Linked DNA regions of Homo sapiens: region 2 is linked to region 1. A link is an interaction called in ENCODE POLR2A ChIA-PET data of the cell type or tissue named here. Cell type or tissue: PC-9. All regions are shown on one strand. Each heading gives the region's core, and the rest is flanking DNA. Links, peaks and the distances in the headings are about the cores only.

Region 1 (8,212 bases), core at 1,481-6,480:
CGTAGAACACATACGTTAAAGTTCAACAAAATATGCAAATGGAAAGACTGGCTAAAAATTGGTTAAATTTGACTGTATTAAAATAAAAAACTATTGTTTATCAAAAGACACCACTAATCGAGCACATAGGCGAGTCACGGAGCGAGAGATTCTGTAGTACAGATAGCCCCCAGACAGTTCTCTACCCAGCATCATGAAGAACCACAAATTAAAAAGAAAAGAATGACAGCTCTGTAGAAAAGCAGGCAAGAGACTTGAACAGGTGTGTCCTAAAAGAAGATACCCAGATGGCCAGTGAACACAGGAGAAGGTACTCAATTGAATTAAGTATTATCAGGGAAATGCAAATCAAAACCACACTGAGCTATCACCTCACACCTGTTAAGATCACTGCTCTCAAAAACAAAGGACTGCAAGTATTGGCCAGGATGTGGAGAGAGGGGACCTTTGTGCAGTGTGGTGTGAGTGTAAATTACTACAACCATTATGGAAAACAATGTGGACCTTCCTCAAAAAATTAAAATAGAACTACCGTATGATCCAGCAATCCCACTGCTGGGTATATATTCAAGATAATTGAAAACAAGGTTTGGAAGAAATACCTGCTCTCCTGTGTTCATTGCAGCGTTATTCACAATAGCCAAGATATGGAAACAACCTAAGTGTCTTCACAGATGAATGGATAAAGAAAATGTGATATGTTTGCACAGTGGAGTACTGTTTAACCACAAAAACAAGGAAACTACCATTTGCGACGACATGGATGAACCTACAGGACATTATGCTATATGAAATAAGCCAGGCACAGAAAGACTACACGATTCATTCCTCTCATATGCAGTATCTAAAACAGTCAAAGTCAAAAACAGTCAAAGCAGAGAGCAGAATGGAAGTTGCCAGCAGCTGGAGGGAGAGGGAAACGGAGTTACCATTGAGGGCATAAAGTTTCAGTTATATAAGCTGAGTAAGCTCTAGAGCTTTGCCACACAACATAGTGCCTATAGTTAACAATAGAGTATCATGCTTTTAAAAATGTGTTAAGACAGCAGATCTCATCTTAAATGTTTTTTCCATAATTAAAAAACAATAAAGAGCCACAATAAGACGCCATCACACAGCCCTAGGGGTGCTCAGAGGCTGCCGATGGTGGGGGCATTGGCTCCTGCTTGGGGAAGCACCTTGGCACCCTTACATAAAGCTAAAGGGGATCAGTGACCAGCAGCTCCCCAGTGGCGTGTGCCTGGCAGGACACGGGCCTGCACGCACTGTGCCTCAGTGTTAGTCGTGGTCCCACCCAGCCACAGCCCAGTGAGTACCAACACAGAATGGATGCGTGCATCATGGTGCAGTTGTGCAAACAATAACAAGGACACATCTCACAAACACGGTGAGAGAGGCCAGGCACCACAGAATAGAGTACCATTCCATTGATAGAACGTGCAGCACGACCATCATGTTTAGACAGACGAACGGTAAGGCCGGAAAGGAGCAGTGGAGGAAATTTTGGTCAAATTAGTTTACCTTTGTTGGGCCAGGCAGGGGATGGGGACCAAGGGAGTCTGGGGGCACGAGGGAGGGCATCAGGGTCCTATTAATCTCCCCATTCTCACCTTTTATTTTTTGAACAGTTTTCTTTTTTTGTGTTCATTTTCTTTGTGTTTTTTAAAAAGACAAAGTGGGCTGGGCGTGGGGGCTCACACCTGTCATCCCAACACTTTGGGAGGCTGAGGCCAGCGGATTGCTTGAGCCCAGGAGTACAAGACCAGCCTGGGCAACATGGTGAAACCCAGTCTCATATGAAAAATACAAAAATTATCCAGCTGTGGTCCGAGCTACAAGGAAGGCTGAGGTGGGAGGATTGCTTGAGCCCGGGAGGCAGAGGTTGCAGTGAGGCGAGATTGCACCACTGCACTCCAGCCTGGGTGACAGAGCCAGACCATCTCCAAAAAAAAAGAAAGGTCGGGTTGCATTTTCAAGTAAGGAAAACTGGGCTCCAAGGCCAAGTTTGAGAAACACCGTCCTGCCACCTCTCAGATGCCCGCAGTCCCTGTGAGCCTGGTGGAGGCTCCATGAGCTCCTGCACAAGGCACTGGGAGACTTGGTTATACTGCTGGGGTTCTGGATTCCTCCCACAGGGTCACTGACCAGCCCTGGCTGCGCTTCTGACCATACCAAAGACTGGGGGTCTGAAGGCTTCAGGCTCCTGCTCACTCCTGGGCATGGAAGTGTGTACAGCTCACTACTTAAACTCTTTAATTTTGAAATTTCATTGAATAACTTTTGTCCAGTGCAAGATAGACAAGAGCCGTATCTTTCTGGAGCTGTCTGTGCGGGTGAGGGTGTGGACAGACAGATGACAGACAGGCAACAGCCACAGCTGATGGTCACACGCTACAGAAGACACAGAAGGAAGGGTGGTGCTGGTTCAGCCACAAGGGACACTATGGGAACAGGGACCTGGAGTTGCGAAGCTGGTGGCTCAGAGACCTGTGGGAGGCGTTACAGGAAGCAGCAGCCAAGGCTGGGCTGAGCTGCAGGCAGGCAGGAGCCTGGCGTGTCGGGAAACAGAGAAGACCAGCACGCTGGGGCCATGGCCAGCTGTGTAAGGCATCTTTTTAGCCAAGGAAGAAACAGGTAGATAGGACTGGAGTACCCTGGTACAAAGGCATTTTCCCCATTTCTTCTAGATTCAGCGCCCTATAAAGACCAGCTGTCCTCGAAGGAACAACCCAGCTTTCTAGCCAGTCAGCAGCTCCTGAGCCAGGCGGGCCCCAGCAACCCTCCTGGGGCACCCCCAGCCCCTTTGGCCCCCTCCTCCCCTCCTGTGACTGCTCTGCCCCAAGATGGAGCAGCTCCAGCCACCAGCACCATGCCAGAGCCAGCGTCAGGAACTGCCAGCCAGGCAGGGGGTCCAGGGACACCTCAGGGGCTGACCAGTGAGCTCGAGACGTCTCAGCCACTAGCGGAGACTCACGAGGCCCCGCTTGCTGTGCAGCCCCTCGTGGTGGGCCTAGCACCTTGCACTCCAGCTCCAGAGGCTGCCTCAACCAGGGACGCCAGTGCCCCAAGGGAGCCCCTGCCACCTCCTGCACCTGAGCCCAGCCCCCACAGCGGGACCCCACAGCCCGCCTTGGGTCAACCTGCTCCCCTGCTTCCTGCCGCAGTGGGGGCCGTCAGCCTGGCCACCTCCCAGCTCCCAAGCCCACCCCTGGGGCCCACCGTCCCCCCACAGCCACCCTCGGCCCTGGAGTCGGATGGGGAAGGGCCGCCCCCCAGGGTGGGCTTTGTGGACAGCACCATCAAGAGCCTGGACGAGAAGCTGCGGACTCTGCTCTACCAGGAGCACGTGCCCACCTCCTCAGCCTCAGCTGGGACCCCTGTGGAGGTGGGCGACAGAGACTTCACCCTGGAGCCCCTGAGAGGGGACCAGCCCCGCTCAGAGGTCTGCGGGGGGGACCTGGCCCTGCCCCCAGTGCCTAAGGAGGCGGTCTCAGGGCGTGTCCAGCTGCCCCAGCCCTTGGTGAGTAGCTGCCTTGTCCCAGAGACACTGCCCTGGGTCAGGGGCCGGAGCCCGGGCGCAGGCCCGGGGGTGGGCAGGCATCTTGGCTATGCAGAGCCGCCCTCACTCAGGGCCCGTCCCTCTCTTGGTGACCCACCCACGTGTGTTTGACTCACCCATGCATGTTTTGCAACAAGTGACCCCTGTTTGGGGTCATGCTTGTGCAGCGTCAGGTGACTCAGCCCCATCCATGCACACACAGGGGCTGGGGCAGCCCAGGGGCAGCTTGAGATGAGGGGAGTGGATTTGCAGATACAGCTGTTGAGATGCTGACCTGTGAGTCTCACGGCTCTTCTCTTTTTGTGTTTCTTTCTCCAGGTGGAGAAGTCAGAACTGGCCCCCACTCGAGGGGCCGTGATGGAGCAGGGCACGTCCTCGTCAATGACAGGTAACAGCTTCCTGCTGAACCCTGCGTTCACAAGGTGCTGCCTGGCTTCCTTGCCCCAGAACCTTCTGCATCCGCACCCTCGTCTTTCATCTGTTAAGGCATAAAAGCATTTCTTAAAGATCCTTTTATCTGTAAGGGATCCTTTAGCATCCAGTGTAGGGCCCAGACACAGCAGGAGTCTGTCATGATTTAATTCAAGCTTGTCCAACCTCTGGCCCATGAGCTGCATGTGGCCCAAGACGGCTTTGAATGGGCCCAACACAAATTGTTAAGCTTCTTATGAGCTTTTTTTTTTTTTTCAATTTTTTAAAGCTCATCAGTTATTGTTAGTGTATCTCATGTGTGACCCAAGACAATTCTTCATCTTCCAATGTGGTGCAGGGAAGCCAAAAGACTGGATGCCCCTGACTTAATTAAAACCTACTGAGTTCTAGAAGGAGCCACATGCTAACACTCTAGAGAGATGAAGTCCTCTGGGGAAATGGATAAAGCCCCAGTTGGTGGGTGCTGGGATGTTGCAGGGACACGTCACAGCTCCTGGACTCTCCAGTGGCTGAGGGTCTGCACACGTTCCGGTGGACCCACCCCAGCCCTTGCTTTTCTTCAGCAAGGTTACAAGATGCCCACAAAAACCCAGCCTTACTTCAGCTATAGCAGAGCAGTGCGGTGGGGGGGGCGCTGTGACTGCTGGGAGCGCCAGGTACCAGGGCAATCCCTGAAGACCTGCTGTGGGGCTTTCCCTTGTGGCTCTTGGCTGCCACTGCGTCTCTGTGGAAACACCTTTGCTTTGCTTCTCATTTCATTATCTGCATGCCTCAGTGTCCCTTCTAAGGGAGCCGGACTGATCTTGTGAGGTCTGAGGTTCCTTCTCAGCCCAGGATTTCTTGGGGGATGGGCACACTATGAATCAGGACTCCCCTGAGCCTCCTAACGGAAACCTCAGCGCACATCAGCCGCAGGCGGGACCCCGTAGTCCCAGGCCACATTTATTTCTAGACGCCAGACTTTAAGAGGGGTCGGGGCAGCTGGCTCTGGGGTCAGAAGCTGTGCACGCAGAGAACTGGTGATGTTTAGCCTGAGGAAGATAAGGGACAGGGCAGAAGCAAGAGCATCTTCCCAAAAGGGTGGAAATGAGAGGTTGTGTTGGAGTGCCAGCCCTGACCACGCTGGGCTGCCTGTGGCGCTCCACGGACTCTGACTTCGTGCTCTGAGATGTGTCCGTCCCATGGGCCCCTTTGGCAGATGAGCAAACTGAGCTTCAGTAACTTGCAAATGATATAACTTGTACTCCAAGTCCATACTCTTTCCAGAGTGTGGAACTCATGGGGGAAGCTCCAAGGAGACAGATTCTAGTTTGGCAAAAGTGACCTTTCCTGGAGGTTGGAGCCATTTAGAAGTAGAGAGAGTGCGATTGACAGTGAACCTCCTAGCCCTGAAGGTGGGCATGGAGATATGAGGAGGGGAGTCAGATGTTACATACGGCTTGGGGACACGTGACAGGGACTGGATTGGGGCTCCTTAGGAATCTGATTTGGGTGTTGTTCCCTTGTGAGTTTCCACATGGGGTGTGCAAAGGAGACACGTGTACATGTGCGGGCGGCCCCAACCTCCCCAGAGGCTCCATCCGCTGCTGCCACCTTCCCCACGGCGCATAGGTCTGGCTCATGCCCTGGCCTACCCACGAGTTTCTTTTGTCACATGAGGGTCTCAGCTCAGGCGAGGCCCCCATGTCAGCTTGCTTGGCTTTTCTGGTTGCCTCTTTACGGCAACCCTGGGAAAAGCTAGTCAGAAAGAGCTCCCTAGATGGAGAGCACCGGAATAGCTGCAGGTGCAGTGGGTGACAGTTTTTGAGACACCGTGGGAGCAGGGCTGGAACCCAGCCCCATTGATCTGCGCTGTGGGACCCTCTCACATCAGACGATGGGATGAGACAGGGTGCTGGCCTTCAGGTGCTCAGAGAAGGCCTGGCTGCATGAGGGTGCCCGGGGCTGACGCCTCTTCTCTTGCCCGGGTTTATTGGGCATCTGTCATAGAATGCCGTGGGGCCAAGACATCATGGAGTATTTTTAGTTTCCAAAACTGCTGTTTCCAAAACTGGGAGGAGCACACACAGCTGGCTCCTCCCAGTACCCACTTCCATTGTCCTGCCTGTCTGGAGGCACTCCCATGGGATCACTTTGGGCTGCTTCGGGTCAGCTGTGAGCCATCTCTGCCTCTTCCTCCTCCTTCAGCCCCAGTAACGTTTCTGATGTTCCCATAGCAGAGTCGTCTCCCAGGAGTATGCTAGGCTATGACAGAGATGGAAGGCAGGTGGCCTCAGACTCCCATGTGGTCCCCAGCGTCCCCCAGGTAAGGGCGACTTGACGACCCCCTGGCTGGTTGGCAGGGTTTGCTCTGTGCTGATGTTCACATGAAACCTCTTCATCTCCGCTTGTTTCCCAAGGATGTACCTGCTTTTGTGAGACCTGCACGTGTGGAGCCCACAGACAGGGATGGTGGAGAAGCTGGAGAAAGCTCGGCAGAGCCCCCGCCGAGTGACATGGGCACAGTGGGGGGCCAGGCTAGCCACCCCCAGACACTCGGCGCTCGAGCTTTGGGGTCCCCTCGGAAACGTCCAGAGCAGCAGGATGTCAGCTCACCAGCCAAGACTGTGGGCCGTTTCTCGGTGGTCAGCACTCAGGACGAGTGGACCCTGGCCTCCCCCCACAGCCTGAGATACTCTGCCCCACCCGACGTCTACCTGGACGAGGCCCCCTCCAGCCCCGACGTGAAGCTGGCAGTGCGGCGGGCGCAGACGGCCTCCTCCATCGAGGTCGGCGTGGGCGAGCCCGTGTCCAGCGACTCTGGGGACGAGGGCCCTCGGGCGAGACCCCCGGTGCAGAAGCAGGCGTCCCTGCCCGTGAGTGGCAGCGTGGCTGGCGACTTCGTGAAGAAGGCCACCGCCTTCCTGCAGAGGCCTTCTCGGGCCGGCTCGCTGGGCCCCGAGACACCCAGCAGGGTGGGCATGAAGGTCCCCACGATCAGCGTGACCTCCTTCCATTCCCAGTCGTCCTACATCAGCAGCGACAATGATTCGGAGCTCGAGGATGCTGACATAAAGAAGGAGCTGCAGAGTCTGCGGGAGAAGTAGGTCCTGCGGGCAGGAAGTGTTGCCCCCGCCCCTGGGCCATGGCACCCCTTCCCAGTTGTGAGGGAACCCTGGTGCCGGGGCTGAAGTCCTGGCCAAGCAGCGCCCACTTGGAGCTGCCAAGCAGGGACAGGGGAGTGATGAAGGCTTTTTTTTTTTTTTTTTGAGACAGTCTCGCTCTGTCACCCAGGCTGGAGTGCAGTGGTGCAATCTTCGCTCGCTGCAACCTCCACCTCCCGGGTTCAAGCGATTCTCCTCCCTCAGCCTCCCGAGTAGCTGGGACTACAGGTGCCTGCCACCACGCCCGGTTGATTTTTCTATTTTTAGTAGAGACGGGGTTTCACCATGTTGGCCAGGCTGGTCTCAAACTCCTGACCTGAAGTGATCCACCCGCCTTGGCCTCCCAAAGTTCTGAGATTTCAGGTGTGAGACACCAGGCCCAGCATCCCTGTGGTTTTGAGTAGACAGTCTCCCACTCAGAGTCCTCTGGGCTGGGCCGGCCCCCACCCTGCTGTCTGCTTGGCTTCTGGCTTCTCTGGGTGCCATGCCTCCTCCTGCTGCACTTGGGGGTATGTCTTGGGGGATCACTGAGGCATGTGTCTTCCTCACCCTGTCTGCCTCTCATCTGTCTCCTTCCCTCTTTCTTCCTTTCTCCTTCTCTCTCTCTCTCCCCTTTCATTCCTTCTCTCCCTGTCTCGCTTCCCACCACTCTGTTTCTGGCACACTCTCTCTTCCTATCTGTCTCTCCTTTCTTTGTCTCTGTCTCTGTCTCTCTCTCTCCCACCCTCCTTCTTTCTCTTCCTCTCTCTTTCTCCATGTCTCTTTCCCTCATCCAGCAAATATTTATTCTGTCCTGCTGCGGCTGGGGGGTTACTGGGATGTCCTTCGGGATGGGAGGGCTAACACCAAATTCACCAGTGCCTGAAGGCACGTTTGTAAGTCGTGTCCTGTTGGAAATCACAGGCTTATGTGGGAAGAGCCGTGCACATCTCCTTTCTCTCCTGCGAGCCCTCTCTGCACAGCGTATGCACAGAGGCTAAGAGAGTGTCTGCCCAGGCTGGCGGGGTGGTCAGTGCCATACATTGAGGATATAGTGAGTGTCTCTGTGTTCGTGGAGAACTGAGGAGGGAACTGGAGC
Region 2 (8,212 bases), core at 1,398-6,397, 250 kb after region 1:
GTTTTAATAAGACTCAGTAGGAACATGTTGCTCTTCAAAACTACCAGTACGGAGTTCATTTTTATACTACCATGCTCTAAGTCCCAGATGGTACCCACCCAGGATGTGCTGGAGCCCAGTGCCATGGGCAAGCCCACATACCCCCAGGTTTCTGTAAAAACTCAGATTACTTTCTGTGAGCTGGCTACTTTGTATTTGCTTATTTCCTGTGGATTGAATAATACCGTGAGGGCTGAGAAGTCCTTCCTCCTGGGCAACAGTGACTCTTTGGAAGAAAGCAGCAGCCCAGAGAGAGAAGAGCAGCAGACATTCTCATCTCTAGAGGCTACCCTCCAGCTGCCCCTTTGCAGGGGACTTGTAAATCAGAGCCAAGCATTTTTCTTTCCTCAACTTCTTCCACTCTTGAGGCAGCTGTTTCAACCCGAAAATTGGATGTCCCTTGGAATTCTTCATAAGCACTAATTTGTAATTAATTTAATGTAAGTGATGTGTAAAATGTGAGTTCATCTCATTATCTCTACATAATGAGGGGTGCTAGGTGCTTTTCATGTTTAATCATCAGGACTGTGTTGCAAAGTTAGGTGTCACCTCTCATCTTAGTCCCTGGATCTAGGCCCAGGTCTGAGAACCCAAGGAGACCCTCCCTCTCAGGCACATGCCTGTGCAGATTGCCTGCTTCCCTCTTATCCCAGCCCTACCTGGCACACAGTAGATGTTCCATAAATACTTATTAACTGATTGGCCTAAGGTTCCACCTCTATTCTCTGGTGGAATACTCAAAAGATCTCTAACTATTAGAGATGAGCGCCTTTGCTTCTGGAGCAAGCCTTTGTGTCAGTCACATCTATTTTCTTTGATAAAGACATGTATTTCCTGAATTGGACTTGCTGTTCTTGTCATAACTGTTGCATGTGGGCAACAACATGCTTAGTGCTGTGAAAGAGGACACTAACCCCTCTCTGTCCCTACTGTGTCGACAGGCTTACCCAGGACAGTTCCGAGCCCTTCTAGGACTCGGAGCAGCCTTTGGCTGGAGTATTGCCATGAGTCCATCAGCAAGAGTCCAGTTTCGGCTCTCAGGAGTGTGTTCACCTGTTTCTTTCTGGGCTGTGTCGAGTCTGGAGACACAGCACCAGGCCAGGCTCATTCAGGTACACGGGAGGCCCTCTGAGCTCTAATGTGGAGAGTTGTCGGAGCCTGCAGCTGGAGTGCATATTTCTGAGGATACCATGCATTAGGACTAGTGCCTGTGACCTCCTCTTCACTCTGCAATCTAGGGCCTTGCAGGACGAACTCTGCAGAGGCCTAAAGGTTTTGAAATTGAGAAGGAAAATCTTCTACCAATAATTTTTTTTTATAGAATGAAAACAAAACATGAATGATTGCTAAAATGATTAAAGAGAGGCGAGAACAGAGCCGATGAAAGGGAAAGAAAAAAATGAAAAAGTTAAAGGCCAATTTAGTAAGAATGCCTCTCTTTATAACCCCTAGGGGACTCCTGACATGCACAACCTAAACCCATGCTCTGTGTGTGGGGTATGTTTCAGTGTGTGTATTGTGGTATGTGTGTGGTGGGGGGTGTGTGTGGTGGGGTTTGTTGGGGGATATGTTGTGTGAAATATGTGATGTGTGCATGGTATGAAATGTGTGATGTGTGTGTCCTATGTGTTTGCGAGGTGTGGTTATGTAGAGTAATCTGATAGCAACATAGCATATTGGCGAACAGCTCATTCTGGAAGCTCCCCTTGCCTGTTTTCTCTTGGGGTGGAGCAGCCTTGGTGTTGGATCACAGGAGGGAAGGCAGGTCGGCTCACAGGAAGGCCTGTGCATGGTAGTGGTGGTTGTGGAGATGATCCTGTATGTTCCGAGTCTACTTCTGGGAAAGCTTCTGGAAGCTGAGCTGTGCTGGAGATCCACAGGATCGGGGTGGGGGCAGTGCCTTAGATTGTGCGTCCAACGACAGGATATGCTTCGTGATGGAGACCTTATTGGTTTTATATCTATACCTAAAAGTATTGAATAAAAACAAATAAGCATGTATTTATATATACATGTATGTCTGTTTTGACTTGATGGACTTTAAGCATTTGGAGTGTTTGAAATATTCCTTTAACATCTAAACACTAAGATATTCAAATGTAAATGAAAGACATTTGCCTAATGAGAGCAGTAACATTTTTGTAAAAGGAAAATTTTCAGTGACTGCCTTAACTTGTACCCCAGCTCTGCCCGGCAGGCTTCACGTAAGGGGACACTATCTGGAGTTGGCTCCAGAAGGGCTTGTCACAGAGCCCTATGAGGTCTTGACTCAACGTGTTCCTATACGTGACACTGTTACCTGACTTGTCAGGTATTGAAATGTATTTAAGCATTTTTTTTCTGTTGCTGAGAAACTGTGTATCCAAGTGTCTAACTCCTGGTGTTTTTCATGACATTTTAAGAGATTATTGTATTGCCTGACTATATTTAGACTCAGAGTGGAACTGGAGATCAGCCAGTAATACATTTAACTCTGTCCTGCTTTTGGATTCTTCAGAATGCCTTAGGTATTACTTTAGAGAAGACAAACCCAGAGAGATTAATGTAATTTGGATAGAATGAATATGTTGAAGATCAAATTAGAGTTTATGATAGCATCCTGGTCTCCGTACAGACACTGGCCTTGGAGTGGGTCGTGCACTGGAGTGTGTCAGCCAGGGACGGTGCCTTTGCTCATGTGTAGCAGCACTGGGCAAGGGACAACACCAGGCCCCGCTTTGGTTCTGGTGTTTATTCAACTAAAGTGAACCACTTGTTACTTATAAAATGCATACCCAGATTTCCCTATTGGGTTGTTACCTCAGTGCAGTTGATGAGATTTTAACATTCTACTGTGCAATATGGATTGTTTTTGTTTTATTTCCTTGTCATTGTTTTTTCCTTAATTTATTGGGAAATCAATCAAGTGGGAAAATGTGCATGTTTATGTATTTGTAAGAATTGATTGACTAATAGTGAAACATCTGTGGATAAAAGGTATTGTTTCCATGTTACATCAACTTAGAACTTCTTGTCTTTTTTGAGGCGAAATGTTGGATAACTTTACACTCTGTCTGAAGTCTTGCTGAATAGAATTACTGTGTGCTGGCATCATCTGGGACTTCAAAACTTGGAATATTTGCATCTACTTGTGTTTTACTGGCCAGTCTTAAAAATAGAGTTTAACAGTTACATTTGTTGAAGTGGGAGGTTCAGTAAAGTGGCTACTGCATGCAAATTATTTCTCAAATCTAATTTATGAGGGTATTTATCCATGTAGAAAGGGATTAGCTATCCAAATTGGATTTTGCATGTTAAAATAATTAGATAACCACATACTTCCGTGAATTACACTGTTATAACTAAAACTATTTGTAGATATAAAATATTAAAATGGATTTTGTCTAACATCTTGATTTATGCATACTAGTTATATGAGAAAATCAAGTCATGATTTGATTGGATGAAACTTATTTGTGGCCTAACTGAAAATCTGAATGAGCCATTAATTGCACAGAATAGAGGGACAAACAAAATACCCACAAGGACTTGATGATTGGTAGTTTTGCTAAGGAGAGAATGCATTGTTACCTGAGAGGCGAATCTTTAGACCAGTTACTAGAGCTGCTTGTTTTTGTTAAGACTGAAAGCAGGTGAATGATGCATGAATGTGTCTTCTCTGGCTTTTTTTTCCTGTAGTTTCACCAGTGATCATTAAAGAATGGGCAGCTTACAAAGGAAAGTCTCCTCAAACCCCGGAACTGGTTGAAGCTCTTGCCTTCAGGGAGTGGACCTGCCCCAACCTGAAGAGGCTGTGGTTGGGTAAGGCGGTAGAGGACAAGAACCGCAGGATGAGGGCCTTCCTGGCCTGCATGAGGTCGGACACCCCAGCCATGCTCAACCCTGCCAACGTGCCCACTCACCTCATGGTGCTCTGCTGCGTCTTACGGTGGGTGCCATGCATGGGAGCTGGGACCTGGGTCCCCGCCAGGTGTAGGGGCCATGACCATGGTGTCAGATGAGTTCTAGAAAGGATGTAAAGTTTATTCCTGATCAATCATGTTGAAATTTATTGTCATCCCATATTTATATATGTGATAGAAATGTAGGTTATGTAAATGCAAAATATATTTTAATTTATATGATACAGTATGTTTATAGGTATATTTTGTAAGCATGTATGGTATGTAAATATTATATAATGATTTTAAACATGGTTTATTATTTAAATATTGAAGATTTTGAAGGCTATAAGAGGGGATTCTTGTTATATATTATTTGGAGTTCTTCTGTAGGGAAAATGTGCCACTTCTTCCCCCTTCATTTATTTAATCATTTACAGTCACACATTGCTTAATGATGGGGATACATTTTGAGAAATGTATCATTAGGTGATTTTGTCATTGTGTAAAACATCATAGAGTATATACAAACACGGCGAGTATTTGTGTATCTAAATGTGAAAAAGGTACAGTCAAAATATGGTATTATAATCTTATGCCATTATATATGTGGTCCATTGTTGACCAACACATTAGTGTGGCACATGCCGTATTTGTATCAGTATGGGCTCCTGTCCTCTTTTTATAGGGTCATAATCAATTCACTTGAGGTTATATCCAGCTCTGCCTTATCCTTACGCACATTGTCCCGGCTTATCCTTGGGAGCTGTCTTAGGTTGGCCCGTGTGACACACACCATCCTCTTGTTTTAGGAGAGCTTCCTTGCTTTTTTGCCCTACAAGATGCTTCAGGCACGCTTTGTGTTTCCCTGCTCCAGCATCAGCCATCTCTCCAAAGAGCAGCCCTTGTTCCTTGTTGTGAAAAAGGTGTCTGGAAACCCAGGTCTGGGTGCTGGTGTGGTCCTGCTGCTGGGATGTCTCTGTGTCTGTGCCCTCACAGCCCACAGCTCAGTATGGGTAGATACTGTTGACGTTTTGAAGTTCAGTTGAGTTGGGATACATACTGGATGTTCATTAGGTTTTGGAGTTGATTCGTTTGGTTTGGTTTCATTTTAAAAGAACTTCAAACATAGAGAAAAGTTGCAAGTACAATACAGAAACCTTTTTTTTAACTTAAATACTTTACTGATTTTCTAACAGTTGATGGCATTTTACTTTATAACCACCAAAGAACCATCAAAATCAATCCGCAGTGATGCTGTGGTCCATTCCACCCTTCAGAGCTGTTAGGCTTGTTGTCCCAACAGTGTCCTTTATGACAAGGAACCTGTTCCTGTTCCAGGTCGTCTCTGCTTTCAGGAGTGATGCCCTGCCTGGGGGTGCACACCTCCTTCTGTCCCATTAGGCAGGACACTGGCTCAGAGGGTTTGGTGCAGGGTGACTGTGGCTTCTCCGTGTGGTGCTGCTCTCACCTTTTGTAACCGTCTCACATGGAAGTGCTTAGAGGCCCTGTAAAGGTTTCACTCCTCAGACAGGCAGCACGTTTTTATCAGCATGAACTCAGAGCCTCTTGTTTCTCTAGGGGCCTTCAGCTCACTGCACCATCATCTGTTTTGATGTTCCCTTTGTCACCTTGCAAACTGGCCTTCGTCATCTTCTCTGAGCACCTCCTTTCTTCTCCACAGATGTTCTGCTTGCCCCTGTGTCTCCCTGCCTCAGCCCTGGGATCCCCATTTCTCCAAGCAGCCCCAGTTCTTCCAAGTGGGGGATGGCATTTAGAAGCCAGGCTCTCAGAGTCGGAGGTTCTGTGCTGCAGGAACTTTGCCGCCCTGGCCCTCCCAGTGCAGCATGAGGGATCCACCCCAACATTGCTGTTGTGTATTCCTATATCTCATTGAAAACAGTGGATTTACCCTGGTCCTTCCAAGCTGGCACAGTCCAGTGTCCCTCCCTGTGTTCATAGGGTACGGTCTAGCATCCTGCTGCATTCGTAGCTTCTGGCTCTGGCAGTGAGAGGCTTGGCTGGGAAGCCCCATGGCCCCTTACTTGGTCAGGATCCCTGTGTGGTGCAGTCCCTATTGCCCCTGTTTCTTTTGGGGCCTGTCTCACCCTCTGGGCTGGCACCGCTTTTGCAGGCATGACTGACCATCCCTCCCACTGGGTCCCAACTACCTGACTTTAGGAAGGGAGGGACAGAGCTTATTCTTGTTTTTATTTCCTGGTGGTTCTTAAATTTATAACAAATGTTAAGGCCAATAACTTATTTAGGAAGATTCAATTAAATGGAGATTGACTTAAATCACAGTGTGTCAGCTGAACGTGATTTCCATTGAAGACTGGCTGATGGGAAAGACTCCTTTTTTTTTTTTTTTTTTTTTTTTTTGAGACGGAGTTTTTTGCTCTTGTCGCTGGAGTGCAATGGTGTGATCATGGCTCACTGCAACCTCTGCCTCCTGGGTTCAAGTGATTCTCCTGCCTCAGCCTCCCAAGTAGCTGGATTACAGGCATGCGCCACCACGCCCGGCTAATTTTTTGTATTTTTCGTAGAGATGGAGTTTTACCATGTTGGTCAGGCTGGTCTTGAACTCCTGACCTCAGGTGATCCACCCACCTCGGCCTCCCAAAGTGCTGGGATTACAGACATGAGCCACCGCACCTGGCCAATTCCTTCTTTATTTTTGTTTTTAGAGGCTTCTGGTTTCCTCTGATAGCAAATTCAATTAAAGACATGTTTTTATTAATAACAATATTATATTCATAGAAAGTTTAAGACTTTGGATTCTGTGAGATCAAATTAGCAATAATGAATTTGATTACTTTTTTTGTATTTTTCTCTTCCAAGTTTAGTGTGACACATGGCCTTTAATCTAGCAGAGCACCTGACAGGCCACCATATACTTGACCTAAGGTACATACTGGGACCCTGAGTGAGGACACACTCTGGGGCCCCGCGGCCATGGCAGAGGATGAGCTGCTGTTGCACTATAGGGGGCTAGGGTCACATCGTTTCAGCTTCGTGTTTAAGTTTGTGCTCAGACTCTTAATGCCGTCCCATCTGGTGTATTTACTCTGCCCCTCCTGTGGCTGGTGCCTCGTGGCCTGCTGTGTGTGAGCACTGAGATGCACGGACAGGGAAGAGGCCATGCATGCAGCTGGTCCTGGTGGCATTGTCTCCCAGCCCACTCTTTTGTTTGCTCCTCTCGATGCCTGGGGCCTGGCAGCGGAGTGCTGGCCCTTTCTCAGCAGTGATCCCAGAAACACCTGAGCCATCTCCTCAGCACTGTTGAGATGGCTGTCGGCAAGACAGAAATGAATGGGCACGGCCATGCTCCAATAACCTTCTCTTTACAAACACAGGTAGCCAGCTCATGGCTACAGTTTTTTTTATTCCTTTATAGACTATTATCAATTTCTATTGGACACATGTTTCTTCACCATTAGAGTCAGGTGATGCATTTGGGGTGGAACCCCACAGAAGGGGTATGGTGGTCTTCTCATTGCTCCCTAAGGGAATTTAGTTTTTGCTTTTACTAGTGATGTTAACATCGATCACTTGGTTAAGGTAGAGTTGGGCATACATATATTTTAAATGCTATACTATGGCAGCAATGGGGATGGACAGTGGAAGAATATCAGTCAAATCTCTAGAATCCCTGATAGCAGAGACGGGGGATGGAGTCTGAGCAGAGGTTGCTGCAGTGTGAGGGTGCAGGCTGAGGGCACAGAGCAGAGCAGGTCTTTTTGGGGATGCAGCATGGATAAAATAGACAAGGCTCTTGTCCAAAAGCAGCAGCTTATGTTCTTGTAGGAGCAATATGGCAGACACAAAGATGCAGACTGGGTTAGGTTTTAGAAAAACTTGACTTAAATCAGTAAATACAGTAACAGGGATGGAGGGCATAAGGCTCCAGAGCAATGCTGGCGCCGTCAGTGTGTGCTCTAGAGGTGCAACCCGGGTGGTTGGTGGTCAGCCTGGGTGACACAGCAGGTGGCCCATGCTGGCTGAGGCCTGCTTCTCTCCTTTTGGAGCTCTGGCTTTACCCCAGCTTCCATGCTTGTAAAGGGCAGTGAGAGGAGATGGGGTCAAGGTCAGCCAGCCTTAGGAGGGCTCCAGAACAATTTATAATGCCCCCACCCTTCTGTGGTAAGGAAATGAAGGCTGTGGGAAGTTAGACAACTCCCTGAGGCCCTATAGCTGTCTATATTAGCACATTAAGTGACATGTTCATAATCTGCTTGATTGCATGGAAAAGAACATGGAGAGAAAAAATTTCCAGAAATACCATAGATAGA

The links. Peaks named below come from ENCODE experiments on the same cell type or tissue, not always from the same donor. Only the 100,000 strongest peaks of a DNase experiment are listed, where the experiment ranks them.
Region 2: POLR2A ChIA-PET joins it to region 1 with 18 read pairs; 3 of 35 experiments call an interaction of 5 or more read pairs at or near these places.

What each region holds. Positions count from the first base shown.
Region 1 is chr9:93,286,101-93,294,312 of GRCh38, forward strand. WNK2 (WNK lysine deficient protein kinase 2) reads left to right here. Exons shown (of 30, transcript NM_006648.4): 20 at 2,688-3,520; 21 at 3,878-3,947; 22 at 6,208-6,296; 23 at 6,391-7,073. Among named protein-coding and RNA genes, the nearest start is that of WNK2, 110 kb to the left of the region's middle. RefSeq lists an enhancer at 2,550-3,346. In PC-9, for the core only: no CTCF peak of the experiment used is centred there; a DNase peak (open chromatin) is centred at 3,701; H3K27ac peaks cover 541 bases.
Region 2 is chr9:93,539,505-93,547,716 of GRCh38, forward strand. It overlaps FAM120A (family with sequence similarity 120 member A), which reads left to right. Exons shown (of 18, transcript NM_014612.5): 11 at 3,718-3,967. Among named protein-coding and RNA genes, the nearest start is that of PHF2, 33 kb to the right of the region's middle. In PC-9, for the core only: no CTCF peak of the experiment used is centred there; no DNase peak of the experiment used is centred there.